Regions from separate parts of the Homo sapiens genome. Here region 2 is linked to region 1. Evidence: read pairs that join two places in POLR2A ChIA-PET (ENCODE). Cell type or tissue: OCI-LY7. All regions are shown on one strand. Each heading gives the region's core, and the rest is flanking DNA. Links, peaks and the distances in the headings are about the cores only. Region 1 has its middle 18 kb from the start of AZIN2. Region 2 overlaps PHC2 (polyhomeotic homolog 2).

Region 1 (9,395 bases), core at 4,330-6,829:
TCTAGTAGGTCACAGTCTAGTAGAAGTAGAAATGAAGAGTTAACTGCCAGATGTCATGTTACAGGGCACATTTAATAAGGGTGAGAACCACACAAAGGTGGGAGTGCCTAACTTAACAATCAAAAGAAATGAACCATTGATACACAACAACATAGATGAATCTCAAATCATTATGCAGAACAAAAGAAGCTGGACACAAAAGAGTACATACTCTATGATTCCAATGTTATCACATTCTAGACCAGGCAAAACTGTGGATTATATAGAGATGGAAATAAGGTCAGTAGTTACTTGGAGTGAGGGGGAATTGACTGGGAAGGGGATGAGAGAATGTTCTGACATAATGAAAATGTTCAAAACCTTGATAGGAATATGGGTTATATTAGAATATTTGATTGTTGGGCTGGGCGTGGTGGCTCACGCCTGTAATTCCAGCACTTTGGGAGGCTGAGGTGGGCGGATCACGAGGTCAAGAGTTCGAAACCAGCCTGGCCAACATGGTGAAACCCTGTCTCTACTAAGAATACAAAATTTAGCCGGATGCGGTGGTGCACTCCTGTAATCCCAGCTACTCAGGAGGCTGAGGCAGGAAAATTGCTTGAACCCGGGAAGGGGAGGTTATAGTGAACCAAGATCAAGCCACTGCACTCCAGCCTGGCGACAGAGCAAGCAAGACTTCATCTCGAAAAAAAAACATATTCCGTTGTTAAAACTGATAAAACTGTACGCCTAAGATCTGTGAATTTCATCATATGTGAATTATGTCCATGGCAGGTGGCATTCAAAAGATTCCCCAGGCAGGCATGGTGGTTCACACCTGTAATCCCAGCACTTTGGGAGGCCAAGGTGCGCGGATCACTTGAGGTCGGGAGTTTAAGACCAGCCTGGCCAACATGGTGAAACCCTATCTCTACCAAAAATACAAAAAAGTTAGCTGGGCATGATGGTGTGCGCCTGTAGTCCCAGCTACTCAGGAGGCTGAGGCAGGAGAATCGCTTGAACCTGGAAGGTTGCAGTGAGCCGAGATCACACCAGTGCACTCTAGGCTGGGTGACAAAGCGAGACTCTGTCTCAAAACAAAGAAACAAAAAACCTCAAAGAGCCCCCAAAGACTCCTGCCTACTGGTGTGCATGCCCTTGTATTATCCCCTCCCACGCTGTATCAGGTTGGTCTATTTGGCAGAAGTAATGGGGTGTCACTTCTGAGATTAGTTATAAAAGACACTGCAGGGCGGGCGTGGTGGCTCACACCTGTAATCCCAGCACTTTGGGAGTCTGAGGCGTGTGGATCACCTGAGGTCAGGAGTTCAAGACTAGCCTGGCCAACATGGCAAAACCCCATCTCTACTAAACATACAAAAAAATTAGCCAGGTATGGTGGTAGGTGCCTGTAATCCCAGCTACTCGGGAGGCTGAGGCAGGAGAATCGCTTGAACCTGGGAGGTGGAGGTTGCCATAAGCTGAGATCGCACCATTGCACTCTAACCTGGGAGACAAGAGTGAAACTCCATTTCAAAAAAAAAAAAGACACTGCAGTTCTGTCTTGGTCTCAATCTCCCTTTCCCTCAGGTCACTTATTCTGGAGAACCCATGTGTTGGGCATCCCTATGAAAAAATCCGAGGGGCAAGAAACTAAAGCCTCCTGTCAACAGCTATGTAAGTGAGCTTGCAAGTGGATTCTTCAGCTCCAGTTAAAGCCTTCAGATGTTGGCAGCCCTAGCTGTCTGCTTGACCACAAACTCATGGGAGACCCTGAGCCAGACCACATGGCTAAGCTGCCTCCTAATTCCTGACCTTCAGAAACTGGGTGACATAATCAATGTTTGTTGTTTTAAGCTACTAAGTTTTGAGTTGTTATGCAGCAATAAAAGATGAATATAATATTTCAATAAAAGAAACATGTAGGGAAAAATATTCTAAGTGCTCCTGGCCCAGATGGCTTTCCCAGGGACTTTCAAGTGCTTTCTATGACTCAGACTTCTGGGCTCAGCCTCTATGCTGGGGAGATGATGGCCTTAGGGAACTCTGTCTAGACAATAGGAACTGGTGTCTCCAAAATAGCCGCAGACACCGCCCACCAAACCAGCCCCACAGCAGCTGCACACAGGGCTCAGGCCCACACTTACTATGCAGAGAGGACTCCAGAAATGCTCCCTGACCATGTGGCCACAGCTGCAGCAGGAATCCACTCAGGGCTCAGATGCTGCCATGGTTTGAATGTTTGTCCCCTCCAAAACTCGTGTTAAGGTTAGTCCCCAGTGTGGCAGTATTGAGAGGTGGGACCTTTGACAGGTGATTGGGTCATGAGGCCTCTGCCCTAATGAATGGATTAATTCATTCATGGATTAATGGATTGATGGAGTAATGGGTTATCAGGAAATGGAACTGGTGGCTTCATAAGAAAAGGAAGAGATACCTGAGCTGGCTTGCTCAGCCCCCTCATCATGTGATGCCCTGTACCATATTGAGACTCTGCAGAGAGTCCCCACCAGCAGAAAGGTCCTCATCAGATGCAGCTCCTCCACCTTGGACTTAACAGCCTCCATAACTCTAAGAAATAAATTCCTTTCCTTTATAAATTACCCAGGTTCAGGGATTCTGTTATAAGCAACAGAAAATGGATTAAGACAGGTGCTAATAACAGCTGCTATTTTTGGAACTTTCTGTGTCCCAGGTAATAGGCAAAGTGCTTTGCATGCATCTTTTTATTTGCTCCTTCCAACAACCCTCTGGAGAAGATATTATTAAACCTATCTTACAGTGGAGAAAACTGAGACTCAGAAAGCTGAAGCAAGTTGGCAGGGTCATAGAACTACTAAGTGATGTGGCAGCTTTAGATAGAAATCCAGATTTGTCTAGTTCTCAAACCCAGAGGCAGGGAAGCAGTAACCATAGACTTGAAAACACTTTTTTCATCTATTCCCTGTGATGCTTTTCATGGGAGAATGAGCCACACATTCTGCTATCAGGGAAAAGTCCACAAATCTCAACCCAGACTCCCTAGGTCAATGTATAAAGGTATTAGACTGGCAGATGCTATCAGAGTCACCAAGAGTCTCAGAGATCATGGGAATCTCAGAGTGGGGAACTGAGACCCAAAGAGGGAAGTGGGTCCTTTCTAAGGACTCCCTGCCCAGTGTTTTTGCACCACTTTGCCCTGCCCCTTGCCATATGAGATGGAAATAGTTGCCATGTGGGAGAAACATTAGGGCAAAGAGTGGTTTTGGAGTGGGGAAAGCAGTGAAAAAGGGATATCAGGCTGGGAGCAGTGGCACACACCTGTAATCCCAGCACTTTCAGAGGCCGAGGCGGGCAGATCACAAGGTCAGGGGTTCAAGACCAGCCTGGCCAACATGGTGAAACCCCATCTCTACTAAAAAAATACAAAAATTATTAGCCAGGCGTGGTGGCACATGCCTGTAATTCCAGCTACCTGGGAGGCTGAGGCAGGAGAATAAGCGAATCCATTGGCATTTTTTTCCTGGCTAGAATTCATTCCCCCTTTTCATGTTACAACACCCCACTTTTCTACTAGAGAACCATACCTTCCCCGCTCTCATTCCATATGGTAAGAATGGGGCTGATCTCATCTTGGGCAAGGGGCTGAAGCCCCAGGTCTGGCCAATCAGAGATGTGCACATCAAGGAACCTGGCCTAGGAGGCAGTGGCTGGGGTTCAGGGTAGATTGGAGGATAAGGGTGTGTGTGGGGGGTTGCTGAGAGCCACTTGAACCCAGGAGGTGGAGGTTTAGGTGAGCCAAGATTGCACCATTGCACTCCAGCCTGGGCAACAAGAGTGAAACTCCGTCTCAAAAAAAAACACCCAAAAAGCAAAAATTAGCTGGGAATGGTGGCATGTGCCTGTAACCCCAGCTACTCAGGAGGCTGCGGAAGAAAAATTGCTTGAACCCAGGAGGTGGACGTTGCAGTGAGCCAAGATTGCACCATTGCACTCCAGCCTGGGCAACAGAGGGAGATTCTGTCTCAAAAAGAAAAAAGAAACATCAGAGGTAACAATGGCAAAATTGAGAGCTCATAATTTTGTTTTGGGTCAACCCCACAATGGCTAGAGGCTACATAAAGCAGTGTCATAGATGGGCCCATTGAGAACCTAGGCAGCCCGAGAGGATGTCACAGAAGAGCTCTGAGAGCAGTAGCTGACCCATGATAGGGTCTGATGAAAGCACCATGCCACTTACTCGCTATGACCCTGGGTTACCCCATTTATTTATTCATTCAATAGGTATTTATGGACCATCTGCTGTGTGCCAAGCACTGCTTTAAGGGCTTGGGATATATCAGTAAACAAAAAGTTCAAAGATTCCTGTCCTTAGGGAGCTTAAATTACAAACAGATTTAACCTATAAATTTTAAAGTATCCTAGAAAGTGAAAGGTGTTGTCGAAGAAGAAAAAGTAGAGAGTGGTAAGAGGATTAAGAGTGACAGCAGTGCACAGAAAGGCAGGTTGAAATTTTAAAGGGGTGATTGGGTAGGCCTCCTTGAGAAGGTGACATTTGAACAAAGACTTGCAGGAAGTGAGGGTGTGCTTTGTGCAGAGTGAGCCATGGGAATATCTGGAGGAAACATGTGAGGAAAAGAAAGAGAGATCAGACTGTTACTGTGTCTATGTAGAAAGAAGTAGACATAAGAGACTCCATTTTGTTCTGTACTAAGAAAAATTCTTCTGCCTTGAGATGCTGTTAATCTGTAACCCTACCCCCAACCCTGTGCTCGCAGAGACATGTGCTGTGTTGACTCAAGGTTTAATGGATTTAGGGCTATGCAGGATGTGCTTTGTTAAACAAGTGCTTGAAGGCAGTATGCTTGTTAAAAGTCATCACCACTCTCTAATCTCAAGTACCCAAGGACACAATACACTGCAGAAGGCTGCAAGGACCTCTGCCTAGGAAAGCCAGGTATTGTCCAAGGTTTCTCCCCATGTGATAGTCTGAGAGATGGCCTCGTAAGAAGGGAAAGACCTGACTGTCCCCCAGCCCAACACCCATAAAAGGTCTGTGCTGAGGAGGATTAGTAAACGAGGAAGGCCTCTTTGCAGTTGAGATAAGAGGAAGGCATCTGTCTCCTGCTCATCCCTGGGTAATGGAATGTCTCGGTGTAAAACCCGATTGTATGTTTCATCTACTGAGATAACAGAAAAACCTCCTTAAGGCTGGAGGTGAGACATGCTGGTGGCAATACTGCTCTTTAATGCACCAGATATGTTTATGTATGTGCACATCAAAGCACAGCACCTTTTCTAACCTTGTTTATGACACAGAGACATTTGTTCACATGTTTTCCTGCTGACCCTCTCCCCACTATTACCCTATTGTCCTGCCACATCCCCCTCTCTGAGATGGTAGAGATAATGATCAGTAAATACTGAGGGAACTCAGAGACCAGTGCCGGAGCAGGTCCTCCGTATGCTGAGTGCTGGTCCCCTAGGCCCACTTTTCTTTCTCTATACTTTGTCTCTGTGTCTCTTTCTTTTCTCAGTCTCTTGTCCCACCTGACAAGAAACACCCACAGGTGTGGAGGGGCAGGCCACCCCTTCATCTGGCGCCCAACGTGGGGCTTTTCTCTAGGGTGAAGGTACGCTCGAGCGTGGTCATTGAGGACAAGTCAATGAGAGATTCCCGAGTAAGTCTACAGTCAGCCTTGTGGTAAGCTTGTGTGCTCGGAAGAACCTAGGGTAACAATGGGGCAAACTAAAAGTAAATATGCCTTTTAGCTCTATTAAAATTATTTCAAAAACAGGGGGAGTTAGAGTCTCTACAAAAACTCTAATCATGCTATTTCAAACAATAGAACAATTCTGTCCATGGTTTCTAGAACAAGGAACTTTAGATCTAAAAGATTGGGAAAAAATTGGCAAAGAATTAAAACAAGCAAGTAGGGAGGGTAAAATCATCCCACTTACAATATGGAATGATTGGGTCATTATTAAAGTAGCTTTAGAACTGTTTCAAACAGAAGAAGATAGCATTTCAGTTTCTGATGCCCCTGAAAGCTGTGTAATAGATTGTGAAGAAGAGGCAGGGATAGAATCCCGAAAAGGAATGGAAAGTTCACATTGTAAATATGTAGCAGAGCCGGTAATGGCTCGGTCAACACAAAATGTTGACTATAATCAATTACAGGAGGTGATATATACTGAAACGTTAAAATTAGAAGAAAAAGGAACCTTAGATGTAGACCTGTTAAAACAGGGAAGGGTCTGAGTAACCATGGAAAATATGGTCACTCTATTCAGGGTGTTGGAAAAATACTGTCCTTGGTTTCCTGAAAAAGGAACCGTATATGTAAAAGTATGGGATCGTGTTGGTTCAACATTCTGGGAGCTGGTCCCAGCAGGGAATTATGTTCCCGTCACTGTTTGGGGTGATTAGGCCTTGGAACGTGCCATCCTAATACCTCCTCAACTTTCCTCTCCCACACGGCCTTCATTATCTGATCAGCCTCTTCCTTCGGCTACTCCTCCCCCACCTAACGATGCTGAAAATTCAATGTCTAACTCTGGTGACTTTGGCTTAAAGTTACCCCCTACTTATCTTCTTTTCATGAAGAACTGGTACTTGAAGCTCCCGCGGCCATGACTCACACAGCCCAGGACCATAGATATGCTAATTCTTGTCTCTTCAAATGGCTCCAGGACCAAACTACAATTTACCTATAATTCTCCAGGCCCTCCCCCATCCACTACAGCCCCTCACCCTCCTGTCGTTTCGGTTCCTCAACCGGTCTGTGTCGATATGCACTGCTCAATCTTACTTTTTTTAAAAGAATTTAAGGATGCTTGTACTCAGTCAGTATGGTCCTACTTCTCCTTATGTTAAAATGGTATTACAAACTTTTTGTATGGAGGTCACTTTACTTCCTTTAGACTTGGACCTTTTGGCAAAAAGCTGTTCTAACCCCATCTCAGCCTGGTGGGCAGAGGAGGCCCATGTTCAGGCTCAGCTAAATCAGACTAATGGCATTCTAACTACTCAGGCTCAGCTCACAGGCTCCAATAGTTTCTCTGATACTTAAGCCCAAGTAGGCTTTGATGCTCCTACCACAAAACAAGTAACAAAGGTGTGTATGAGAGCTTGGGATAAATTACGTGCCCCAGGCCAAGCTCCTGTTTCTTTTACTACTGTTAAACAGGCTCAATTGCTTTTACTACCTAATATCGTTTTAAACAAAGGAGATAAGACACGTGGCTCTGGGATAGACTCTGGTGGTAAAAAGGCTGCTTATTGGATTAATACAATTTCTAAACAACGGCCCACCTTCACCATACACATTCAAGGAAAAAAGTTTTGAGGGCCTAGTAGATACTGAGGCTAAAATTAATATTCCATATAACTCTTATAGTGTTCCCGGTCGGCATATGATGAAAAACATGGGTTTGTTCCTGGGCTAGGTCTCGGTCCGAAGCATGAAGGGATTATTAAACCCCTCCCAATTACTATAAAATAAGACAGTAATGGTTTAGATTATCCTTTTTAGTGGTGGCCACTGCCATGCCTCCTGATCCTATCCCTTTACAATGGAAATCTGACACACCTGTTTGGATTCAGCAGTGGCTGCTTTCTAAAGAAAATCTGGAGGCTTTAATTCAATTGGTTTCTGAACAGTTACAACTTGGAAATGTGGAACCTTCTCTTTCCCCCTGGAATTCTCCTATGTTTCTAGTAAAAAAGAAATCAGGCAAGTGGCGTATGGTAACCAATTTATGGGCCATTGACGCTGTAATTAAACCTATGGGAGCTGTCCAACCCAGCATGCCTGCCCCTGCTTTAATACCTAAAAATTGGTCTCTCATAGTTATTGGTCTTAAAGATTGTTTTTTCATATTGCTTTACATAAATCGGATTGTAAAAAATTTGCTTTTACTGTACCATCTATCAATAATCAGGAGCCTGCAGCTCATTATCAATGGAAAGTACTTCCTCAGGGAATGCTGAATAGCCCTACAATCTGCCAGCTTTATGTCGGACAAGTGCTTTCACTAGTTCGAGCCCAATTTCCCCAGGCCTATATTCTTCATTATATTGATGATATTTTAATTGCTACCCCAACTAATAAAGAATTAATTGACTGTTATCAAATTTTAAGCCGCTGTGTTACAGAGGCTGGATTACACATCACTCAGGATAAAATTCAACAGACCACTCCTGTTCAATATTTAGGAATGGTGGTCGATAAACAACGTATTCAACCTCAAAAAGTTCAAATTAAGAGAGTTTCTTTGAAAACTTTAAATGACTTCCAAAAACTTTTAGGTAACATTAATTATTTAAGACCTACAGACAGCTTATTTCTACCCCTTATGCCTCTGCTCAAAAGGCAGAGTTAATTGCTGTAATTACTGCCTTACAGGATTTCCCCAAACCTTTAAATATTGTCTCTTATTCTCCTTAACGTAGGAAAGAGAATATGCTTGTGTTTCACCAGGAGATCATCAAACAAAAACCACAAAGAAAAGACGTCTGTGTCACAGACTGCCCTCAGACGTAGTGAGATCTGTGCCGACTCCTCAGAAGCAGGCACACCAAATCACAATGGGTCTGATTCAATCCTCCCTGATGGCAATGGAGACCCATCTAACTAATCCCACTTCTAATTACCTCTCTTTTTCTCCTTACAAACCTAAAAATCTCACCATTTCTATTAGCCTGAAAATAACATCCCTCTGTTCTCTTCCTCCTTCAGCACTCAATCTCATTTACAATAGGTTTTATTTAATGATTCTCCTCCTTATACTTTCTGTCTCACCAGTTTCCTCTCACACTAATTTACCTTCTACACAAAATTATTCTTATTGGGCTTATGTGCCTTTTCCTCCACTTATTTGACCTCTCACCTAGATTGATGCTCCTACAAAAATCTACACTAACAATAGTGTGTAGATGCCTAGAGCTACAGATGACCATTGCCTTGCTCAACCAGGAGAAGAAGGCACTGCATTTAATGTTACCATAGGTTATAAATACCCACCTCTGTGCCTCAGACACGCACCTGGTTGTATCCATCTAAAAACTCAAGTCTAGGCTGCTTATCTTCCGGAGAGATCAGCTACAGAAGAACCAGGACATTTAGTCTCTGGCCACTCACTTTCTCCTTTAAAACAAATGAAAGGGGGAATAATGGGAGGTACCCCATACTTTCAATATAAACCTGCAGGAAAACCATGCCCTAAAAATTTTGAGGGCCCATCTAAAACTTTAATTTGGGAAGATTGTGTTAACTCACATGCAGTAATATTAAAAAATGACTCATACGGTTTAGTAATAGACTGGGCACCAAAGGGCTATTTAAAAAACAATTGCTCCTCTGGTGGAAAGGAATGCCTGGAGGCTACTTATTTTATTTCTTGTCAGGAGAATGAGAATCATCATTCCACTTTGC
Region 2 (9,395 bases), core at 3,293-5,792, 340 kb after region 1:
TCCTTATTTCCCTCATGGCCTACCTCTCTGTGACTGAATCAGAAGATGGTACTTCAATCAACAAATATTTATCGAGCACTCTGGGATAGAGTGATGAGCAAGATAAAGATCCTACTCTGATGTGTTTTATGTCTGGAGTGGGGAGCAAACAATTATGAAGTAAATAGCATGAGCTAATTAAGGAATTAAAATTGAATGATATGAAGAATAACAGGTTGCTCTCTTAGATTGAGTGGTCAGGAAAGGCCTTTCTGAGGAGGTTATATTTAAATCTGAGACAAGGAGACAGTCATTGCATTACTTTGCATTAGTTGGTAATGAAGACCCTATGAGAGAAACAAACTTGGCATGTTTAATGGCTGCACAGTAGATGAGAGAGAAAACTGTATAAAATGAGATGAATGTATGAATTAGATGAGACAGGGCTTTGTTTACCCAGAGTAAGAAATTGGAGTTCATTTATTTAAAAAAGTATTCTTTATAATACCTCTAGGATCGGCAGTGATGTCTTCCTTTTCATTCCTGATTTTGGTTATCTGTCTTTCGTTTTTTCTCCTCAATCAGTCTTTATAAGGATTTGTAGTCTTTTTTTTTTTTTTCTTTTTTGGAGACAGAGTCTCGCTCTGTGTCGCCCAGGCTGGAATGCAGTGGCGCAATCTTGGCTCGCTGCAACCTCCACCTCCTGGGTTCAAGCAATTCTTGTGCCTCAGCCTCCCAAGTAGCTGGGACTGCAGGTATGTACCACCACGCCTGGCTAATTTTTGTATTTTTAGTAGAGACGGGGTTTCGTCATGTTGGCCAGGTAGGTCTTGAATTCCTAGCCTCAAGTGATCCACCCACCTCAGCTTCCCAAAGCGCTGGGATTACAGGCGTGAACCACTACACCCGGCAGCAGTCTTATCAGTCTTTAAAAAGAATCACCTTTTGGCTTTGTATATCCTCTCTATAAGTGTTTTCTATTTCATTAATTCCTGTTCTTGTCTTTATTATTTCTTTCCTTCTACCTTCTTCAGATTTAATTTGTTGTTTTTTCCCCTAACTTCTTTAGATGAATTTAAAGCCATAAATTTTCCTCTAAGCTCAGCTTTATTTACTGAAAAGTTTATATATAGTATTTTTCATTATCAGTCAGGAATATTTTCTAATTTCCACTGTGATGGATTATATATGTGTACTGCTTAATTTCCAAATATTGGTATTTCTAGTCATCTTTTTCTTATTGAATGCTAACAATACACTGTGGTCAGAGAGCATAATTATGTGTGGTTTTAATTCTATGAAATTGTTGACACTAGCTCTGTGATCCAGTATAGAGTCAACTTTTATAACTGTTCCTTCCATGTATGCTTGAAAATAATATTCTGCAGTTGTTAAGTACAGTGTTATATATATGTCCCTTAGTGAAATTTGACAATTGTGTTATTCAAATCTTACATATTCTTACTGGGGCTTTTTGTCTGCTTTTTATATCAAATGCTGAGAGAAGAATGTAAATATAAAACACCTTGATAATGAATTTGTCTTTTTCCTTAGAGTTGTGGAATTTTTGCTTTAAGTATTTTGAGGTCATTTTATTTGATGAATAAAAATTTAATATTCTTAGATTTTCCTGGTAAATGGACATTTATTATTTTGAAGTAATCCCTTTTATTTCTAGAAGTATTTTCTGACTCATTATAATTTTGTCTATAATTAACATAGCAATTGGGCTTACTTTTGGTATATATTTTCTTTACTATCTTTTCATTTTTAACTTTCTGTTTACTTACATCAGGATTTCTCCAATCGTGATATTGGGGCCACGTAATTCCTTGTGTGTGTGTGGCGGGGGGTGCAGTTCTATGCACTGTAGTTTACAATGGCACTTCCCCAGGTTATGACAACCAAAAATAAGTCCAGACACTGTTAAATATCTTCTTGAGGGCAAAATCACCCACAGTTGAAAACTTACTGACATATTTTAGGTGTGTCTTCTGTAAACAGCAGAGAGTTATAGTATTATTTTATCCAGTATGACAATCTTTGTCTTTTAATGGGAACATTTAGTCCATTTACATTTGATGTAATAGAGGCAAACTCTGTTTTTGTTTGCCTCAAAATGCCTTTAATTTTCCTTCTGGGATACCCATCTGAGATAAATTTTCCTTCTGCCTGGGTCTACTTGTCAGAAGAATAAATTTATTAGGCTTCTTTAATCTGTGGATTGCTGTTTTTTATCAATTAAGGAAAATTCTCTGCTACCATCTCTTCCAATATCCTCTGTCCCAAAACTCTCTTTCCTTATCTTCTGGGACTTCCATAAGGGTATGTTAGTAGGTATTCTTATTCTGACCTGCATGTCTCTTACCCTATCTTGCATATGATCTATCATTTTCTCTTCTCTGCTACACTCTGGATGATTTCTTCAGACTCATCTTTCAGTTCTGACCTCAGCTGTATATGATCTACTGATTAATATGTTCACTGAGTTCATAATTTTGATGGTTATATTTTTCACTTTTGTAAGTTCTATTTAGTTTTAAAACAATCTGTTACAATACTTTTTATAGATTCCCTTCTTGCAGATATTTTCAAGCTCATTAAAAATCTCTTTATACATAGTCAGGATAGTTACTTTACAGTCTGTCTCATGATTGCAATTTCTGAAGTTTCTGTGGGACTCTGTTGTTTCTGCTGTTTACTACTCAGGGTATCTTGTTATTCTGTGAAAGTGTTATCTTTGACTGTTGGTCATTATACTAGAAAATAAATATTTTCAAGGTTAATAAATGTCCAAAGATAATGGCTCCATTCTCTAGAAATGATTTTTTTTTGATTCTGTCAAGCACCAGAAACCACTACTAGTATGGAACCATCCTAGTCTATCTATGTCAAAAGTTTGAGGTTCCCTGGACTACCTGAGTAACACAAACTTGAGCTGCTCCAGTAATGGTTTACTTCTAGTTCACTCTTACTTTGAAGGTGGAGCACTTGAGATTCCTGGATTAAACAGGGAGGTGGTTTATCAGATTTCTTACCCTGGGCAGGCTCTCAGCTTTGATTCCTGTCTTCCTTCCCCTATAAGACTACCAAAAACTCAGCCTGACTACACAGATATTTCATTCAGACTAGTAAATGCCTTCAGAGAGAGAGGTATTTTTAAAATTCATTATTCTAAGAGATAGTATTTTTATTTAAAAACAATTGCAGCAAATTTACATACCTAATAATCTTAACACTTTAAAAAAATGGTACAATCAATGTGTTTCATAGAAATAGATGAAGTTAAAAACAATGAAGTAGTCATCAGGTTAGCTTTCTCAGGAGCTGGCATTCCTGATACCTGTGGTCAGGTTTCTGGCCTGTCCCTGATCATGTGGGTCTAGAGCACAAACAAGGTGTGAGGGGGGAGAAAGAGGCTTTGAATGGTGAGTTTACCTCGTGGGTTCTTGTTTTACCCTAGATTTTGGCCCAAGCCTATTTTATTATTTTGTTACCTTTTTAGTACATGTAAGAAAATTTAAAAAATTTATTTCTCTCAGTTTTTTAAGTTGTCCTTGTCATCCTAATTATCTAGCTCGCCATTACTGGAAGTGAAAGTTTCTGGATTAAGTGTGATGGAAAGCTGGAGAGGGAGTGAATCAGTTAGTCTATTTTTGTCACATCACGTCAGAATCTGTTCACAAGCAAAAAGAATAACATATTTAAATCATCAACCAATAAGAAAATAGTTTGAATTGTATGAATTTATTTGCACTAGTTTGCTTCAAATGGAGCTGCACTAGTTTGCTTCACATGGATGTATGTTCTTTCTCCTGACTAGACAGTAAGCTCTTGAAGATTAGATACCCTTTCTGTTTTTAGTAGTTTTTTTGTTTTGTTTTTGTTTGTTTTTGTTTTGAGATGAAGTCTCGCTCTGTCACCCAGGCTGGAGTGCAGTGGGACGATCTCGGCTCACTGCAACCTCCGCCTCCCAGATTCAAGCGATTCTCTTGCCTCTGCTTCCTGAGTAGCTGGGACTACAGGCATGTGCCACCATAACCGGCTAATTTTTTTGTTTGTTTTTTTAGTAGAGACGGGGTTTCACCATGTTGGCCAGGCTGGTCTCGAACTCCTAACCTTGTGATCTGCCTGCCTCGGCCCCCCAAAGTGCTGGGATTACAGGCATGAGCCACCGCGCCTGGCCTGTTTTTAGTAGGTTTTAAGTATATCTCTCATCCTTTCTCTAGGACCTGGGACAAAAAGATAAAATGCCAGTCTTCTTGACTTCCTTGTTACCATCCCAGGGCTTGAGAGCCCCAGGAGAGAACCAGACTCTCAGGAATTCATCTCTTTCCCCATCTCCCACCTACTTGTTGTAGACCACTAGTTGAATACTGAGAACAATGAGAACTACTTTACATGAAGTTTGAGAACTTAATCAGAGTGCAAGAATATACAAGTAAGTAAATACAAATACAGAGTTTGATACTGTTCAATCATGAGTAGCTTAGAAGTCAAATTTTCTCATATACTCACTGCTGAAAGACATATAAATTGGGGTATATTTAAAAAATATACATCTAGAGCCATAGTATTTTACATAGGTTTTAACCCAGTAATTCCATGTTTATTAATTTATCTTTAAAATAATCCCAGGGGTTCACAAAGATTCAGCTACCTGAGTGGTCATTACAAGAGGGGAAATTGAAGATTTAAAATCCCATTGGTAAGGATTAGTAATTGTACTTTCATATAATAGAATATCATATTTAAGGACACAAAAAGGTTCATAGTAAGGTGATAAAATCAGTTTAAGAAAGAGTGTGTAACAAGATCTTTTTTTAAATAAGAAAATGTATGCACTCATAAATTTAAAAAACTAGAAGGATATAAAACAAAACATTAACAGCATTACTTCGGGGTGCTAGGATAACAGGTTTTTTCTTGACTATGCTTATTCCTCTCCCCCAAATCTTCTATAATGAAAATATATACTTTTGTAATAAAAATAACATTCATTATTAAAAAATAAACTAGAGTTCCCATATCTAATAGGCCACCTCAGACCAGCCCTTTCCAGGCCCAATCTATCTATCACTGGTTGGCAGAGAAGTCCACATTCTTCCAATTCTATAGTCTGTCCCACTTGGTCCATACATAGGTTTTTAGCCACCAGAAGAGTAACATTCATCCATCATTGGATAGGTGTCTCATAATATATATTTGGTGAACTGAACTGATTGCAGAGAGACAGAAATTTATTCACATAATGCTAACAGAATGTCACATACTTAAAACGTGATAGTTTTCTACCATTTTAAACTATCCTTATAGGCATTATATTATCTCTCACACTCAAACTAAATAAAAATATTTTGAAGAATACCCAAAGGGGAAACTATTACTATAATGACCTCATGTATTTTCTCTGGAAGGTCTGTTTGTTGAATATTTAGTAGTTTTGTATAGTGCCGGTCAATAAGGCTTAATTGCCTCTGCTGCTGAATTGCTTGTCACATGGAGAGAATCAAACCTGCCCCCACTCCTTTATGGAAAAAATGAATGCCTGGAATGAGCTGGAATTTCCAGGAAAAACATACCAGTTCAATTTGTATTAATCCCTGTGGGATTACTGCACTGATGTCATTTTTAATATGCCTTACTCTTCCCCTCTGGTTGGCATGATCCATCATCTCTTTCCTCAGCTGGCTTTGCTGCTTTTCCTTGGAGAGCAGATTGTCTTTGTGAATGACTCTCTCAGGGAGCATGTGCAGGAGAAGCCAGAGCCTCACTCCATGGGAACGTAACAGACAGAGCTAAAGAATGGGCTAAGAACAGCCGCTGAATGGAACAGGTCATGCTGCTTCTCGAAGCTGAAAAGGCCAATCCTGTAAAAGAGTTGATGAGAGCACCTAATCGGGTTTGACCCCACAGCCTGTGTGTATGCAGAAAGGACTGGGAAATGTAGCTTTGCAAATGAGAAGGGTAGCGATATTCCAGGGCTGCTATCCAGACACACTTACTCACTCATCTGCTTGATTCAATTTTATTTGTACAAAGGGTTTGTTGAGGCAATGGGCAGACTAAGCCTTTAGGGATCAAGGGCTATGCAAATAAAACCTTAATGGAAGATTAAATCAGCTGATGTCCTCCTCAGTGCTATTTCCATTTGTAGGACTGGAACTGGCATTGGGGGAATGAATCATTTTTACTACATTTAAGCATTGATTTTAAAATACCTTCTTTACAAAAATAGTAGCCATTATAATTAAACAGGACTGGAAATACTCAGTAACAAACAACAAAAACCTTCCTTTATATAAAGAGAACAAACATCATATTATGGTCACAGTTAAATAGCAAGCATGATAAATCAAGGCACTAACTATGGGGGTCCTTGTTTTGTTTATCACCCAATGAAGAACCAAGTCTTTCTTCACCTGGAGACTTCCATTTATTATGATTACTAGTGCAAAATAATTTCTAAATATGGAATGAATTACATTTCGATAATTATATGTCTTATTTAGCCAGCCAGCTTCATTACCCAATATATTCATTTCTTTAAAAAGGAAGTTCTCAAAAGAATTAAAATTATTTTTCTGTGAATTATGGGAGAAATAAATAATCTGAAAGCTAGTATAAATATGATATTCTCCTTGTACTGGTTTATATTTCACTAAAATATACTTAAATCACTAATCAAGAAATCTCAATATAATCATTTGTTCTCTCCCAGAAGAAATATTGCTGTTGATTATTATATCATTAACATTTAGTCTTTAAATTGAGAGACAACTAGAGAATAAACCTAGAGATTCTAAACTACCTTAAGATACTGCTAGTTCCCCAAAAATGCACAGAGAAACATACTGGAACATCTCTGTTTTTTGTTGTTGTTGTTGTTGTTGTTATATTAAGGCAAAGTTTAACATAAAAAAATCTAGCAATGTAAATCAGCATATTAATAAAGAAAGTGATCATATGATCATCTTTTAGTTTTATTTTTTTATTTTTTTGAGACGGAGTCTTGCTCTGTCACCAGGCTGGAGTGCAGTGGCATGATCTCGGCTCACTGTGACTTCTGCCTTCTGGGTTCCAGCAATTCCCCTGCCTCAGCCTCCCGAGTAGCTGGGACTAGAGGTGCGCGCCACCACGCCCAGCTAATTTTTTGTATTTTAGGAGAGGTGGGGTTTCACCATGTTGGCCAGGATGGTCTCCATCTCCTGTCCTCATGATCTGCCTGCCTCGGCCTCCCAAAGTGCTGGGATTACAGGCATGAGCCATTCGCACCGGGCCTGATCATCTTTATAGACAAAGGAAAATCATTTGACAAAATTCAATACTCAACCATCATAACAATTCACAACAAACCAGGATAGAAGAAAACTTCCTCAATCTCTTAAAGGATATCTAACAAAAACCTACAGCTAACATCATATTTATTAAGGGAAAGATTGAATGCTTTCCCCCTAAGATTGAGAATGGCCATTCAATTGTCTATTCAATATCATACTGGAGGTACTAGGAAGTGCAATAAGGCAGGTAAAAAAAGGTTTAAAGATTAGAAAGGAAGAAGTAAAACTGTATTTGCAAACAACATAATTGTGTTTGTAAAAAATCCTAAGGAATCCACAAAAAATCTGCTAGAACTAAAGTAAATTGATCGAGGTCACAAGATACATTAACACAGACAGGTTAAGTAACTCGACCAGGGTTACAATTATAATTAGTAACTGGAAGAGCCAGAATTCTAGTTAGATTGGCCCTGGAGCCTTTCTCTTAACTATTAATTATATGATAACTTAAAAATCAAAGTGTTACTGTACAAATACACACACACGTGCGTGCGCGTGCATTCAAACACTAAACATCACTTTTCCTTTTCTATTCAATTACCACCAGCTTTACCCTAAACTTTGGTGAAGAGGAATAAATAAACAATACCTGAATCTTGAATCCTCATTCTGTATATAGAAAGCATGATCACTGATTGCCCTAATAAAACCAAAGTTATAGATTTAATCCTTGCACAGGCCAGCACATTTCACACTGAAAAAACCCCTCACTAATACAGTGCCAGATATATGTACCCTATCTAGCCCCTACCCTAATAAGTGGCAAATTCTCAAGTTCGGTGCAACTTATCTCTAATACTAGAAAACAAAACTTGAAAGAGTATTGATGATGCATCAGGAGCATAAATCTTGTAATTGAAGGATAGCATGGTTATTGAAAAATTCAGAAACAGAATTAAAAGCTTGACATAGATTTCAAAAGTAAGGCACTAATGCCCAATTAGTCACAAGCCAAAGTAAAGGCTGGCAGCATTTTTGTCTTTATAGGAAACTCAGGGTTATCATCAGGGACCTTACATATGGACTTGTTTTTTTTTTGTTTGTTTGTTTTTGTTTGTTTGTTTTGAGATGGAGTCTCGCTCTTGTCACCCAGGCTGGAGTGCAGTGGCACAATCTCAGCTCACTGCAGCCTCTGCCTCCAGGGTTCAAGTGATTCTCCTGCCTCAGCCTCCCAAGTAGCTGGGATTATAGGCATGTGCCACCACACTTGGCTAATTTTTGTATTTTTGGTAGAAATGGGGTTTTACCACATTGGCCAGGCTGGTCTCGAACTCCTGACCTCAGATGATCCCCCCGCCTCGGCCTCCCAAAGTGCTGGGATTACAGGTGTGAGCCACTGTGCCCGGCCTGGACTTTTAAGTAGTTATAACCAAGGTTGTCTGTACCACGACAACAGAAATAATTGGATAACTACTGTTGCTAAATTGACAAGCATTTATTAGGGCTACTATCTAACACTGAAGTATTGAAATATAGCCAGTCCACTGACACTGGATACTGACATATAGGCAGAGAGAAATGACAACAGGAGCCTGAGGTGGCTTCCTCATGATGAATGAAATAAAGGAGACCGCAGGCAAAGTGGCTGGTGCAGGAGATTATTCAGGCCCAGCTAGTAAACAGTCACAGAAAAATCATTCAATGGCAACAATCTCAAAAGTGAAGCTCTTTATGAAGATTGTAAGTTTAAAAGACAGTTGCAAACACAGTCAGACTTTGCCAATAGTGACTACAACCTCAAACTAAAAGGCTTGTCTTTGAGCAGCAGGTGGTATGGTATTGGGGATGTATCAGTCTTTTTCAGTAAAACTGGCCTATATAGATAATAACAAAGTGTATTCACTGCTTTATTGTTGTTTTGATCCACTGTATGTAAACCATGAACTTCAAATTATTTTCCTAATGAAAAAAGCTGTAATTATCCATCAAACTCTGTCTTCGAATGCCTCCTGTGGCCCAGAGTACATGACTGCAAGATGGATGACCCAATGTTGTGTTTGTGGTCTACTGACAACTGAGTTATGGTGCTACTGAGGGTAATACAGCATGGCATTGTGAGAAACAGCATGGTATAAT

Evidence for each region. ChIA-PET counts read pairs that join two places held together with the same protein. Peaks named below come from ENCODE experiments on the same cell type or tissue, not always from the same donor. Only the 100,000 strongest peaks of a DNase experiment are listed, where the experiment ranks them.
Region 2: POLR2A ChIA-PET joins it to region 1 with 5 read pairs; 2 of 35 experiments call an interaction of 5 or more read pairs at or near these places.

What each region holds. Positions count from the first base shown.
Region 1 is chr1:33,058,931-33,068,325 of GRCh38, forward strand. No RefSeq gene overlaps it. Among named protein-coding and RNA genes, the nearest start is that of AZIN2, 18 kb to the right of the region's middle. In OCI-LY7, for the core only: no CTCF peak of the experiment used is centred there; a DNase peak (open chromatin) is centred at 5,561.
Region 2 is chr1:33,404,600-33,413,994 of GRCh38, forward strand. All of the region lies in intron 1 of PHC2 (polyhomeotic homolog 2), which reads right to left. Among named protein-coding and RNA genes, the nearest start is that of PHC2, 22 kb to the right of the region's middle. In OCI-LY7, for the core only: no CTCF peak of the experiment used is centred there; no DNase peak of the experiment used is centred there.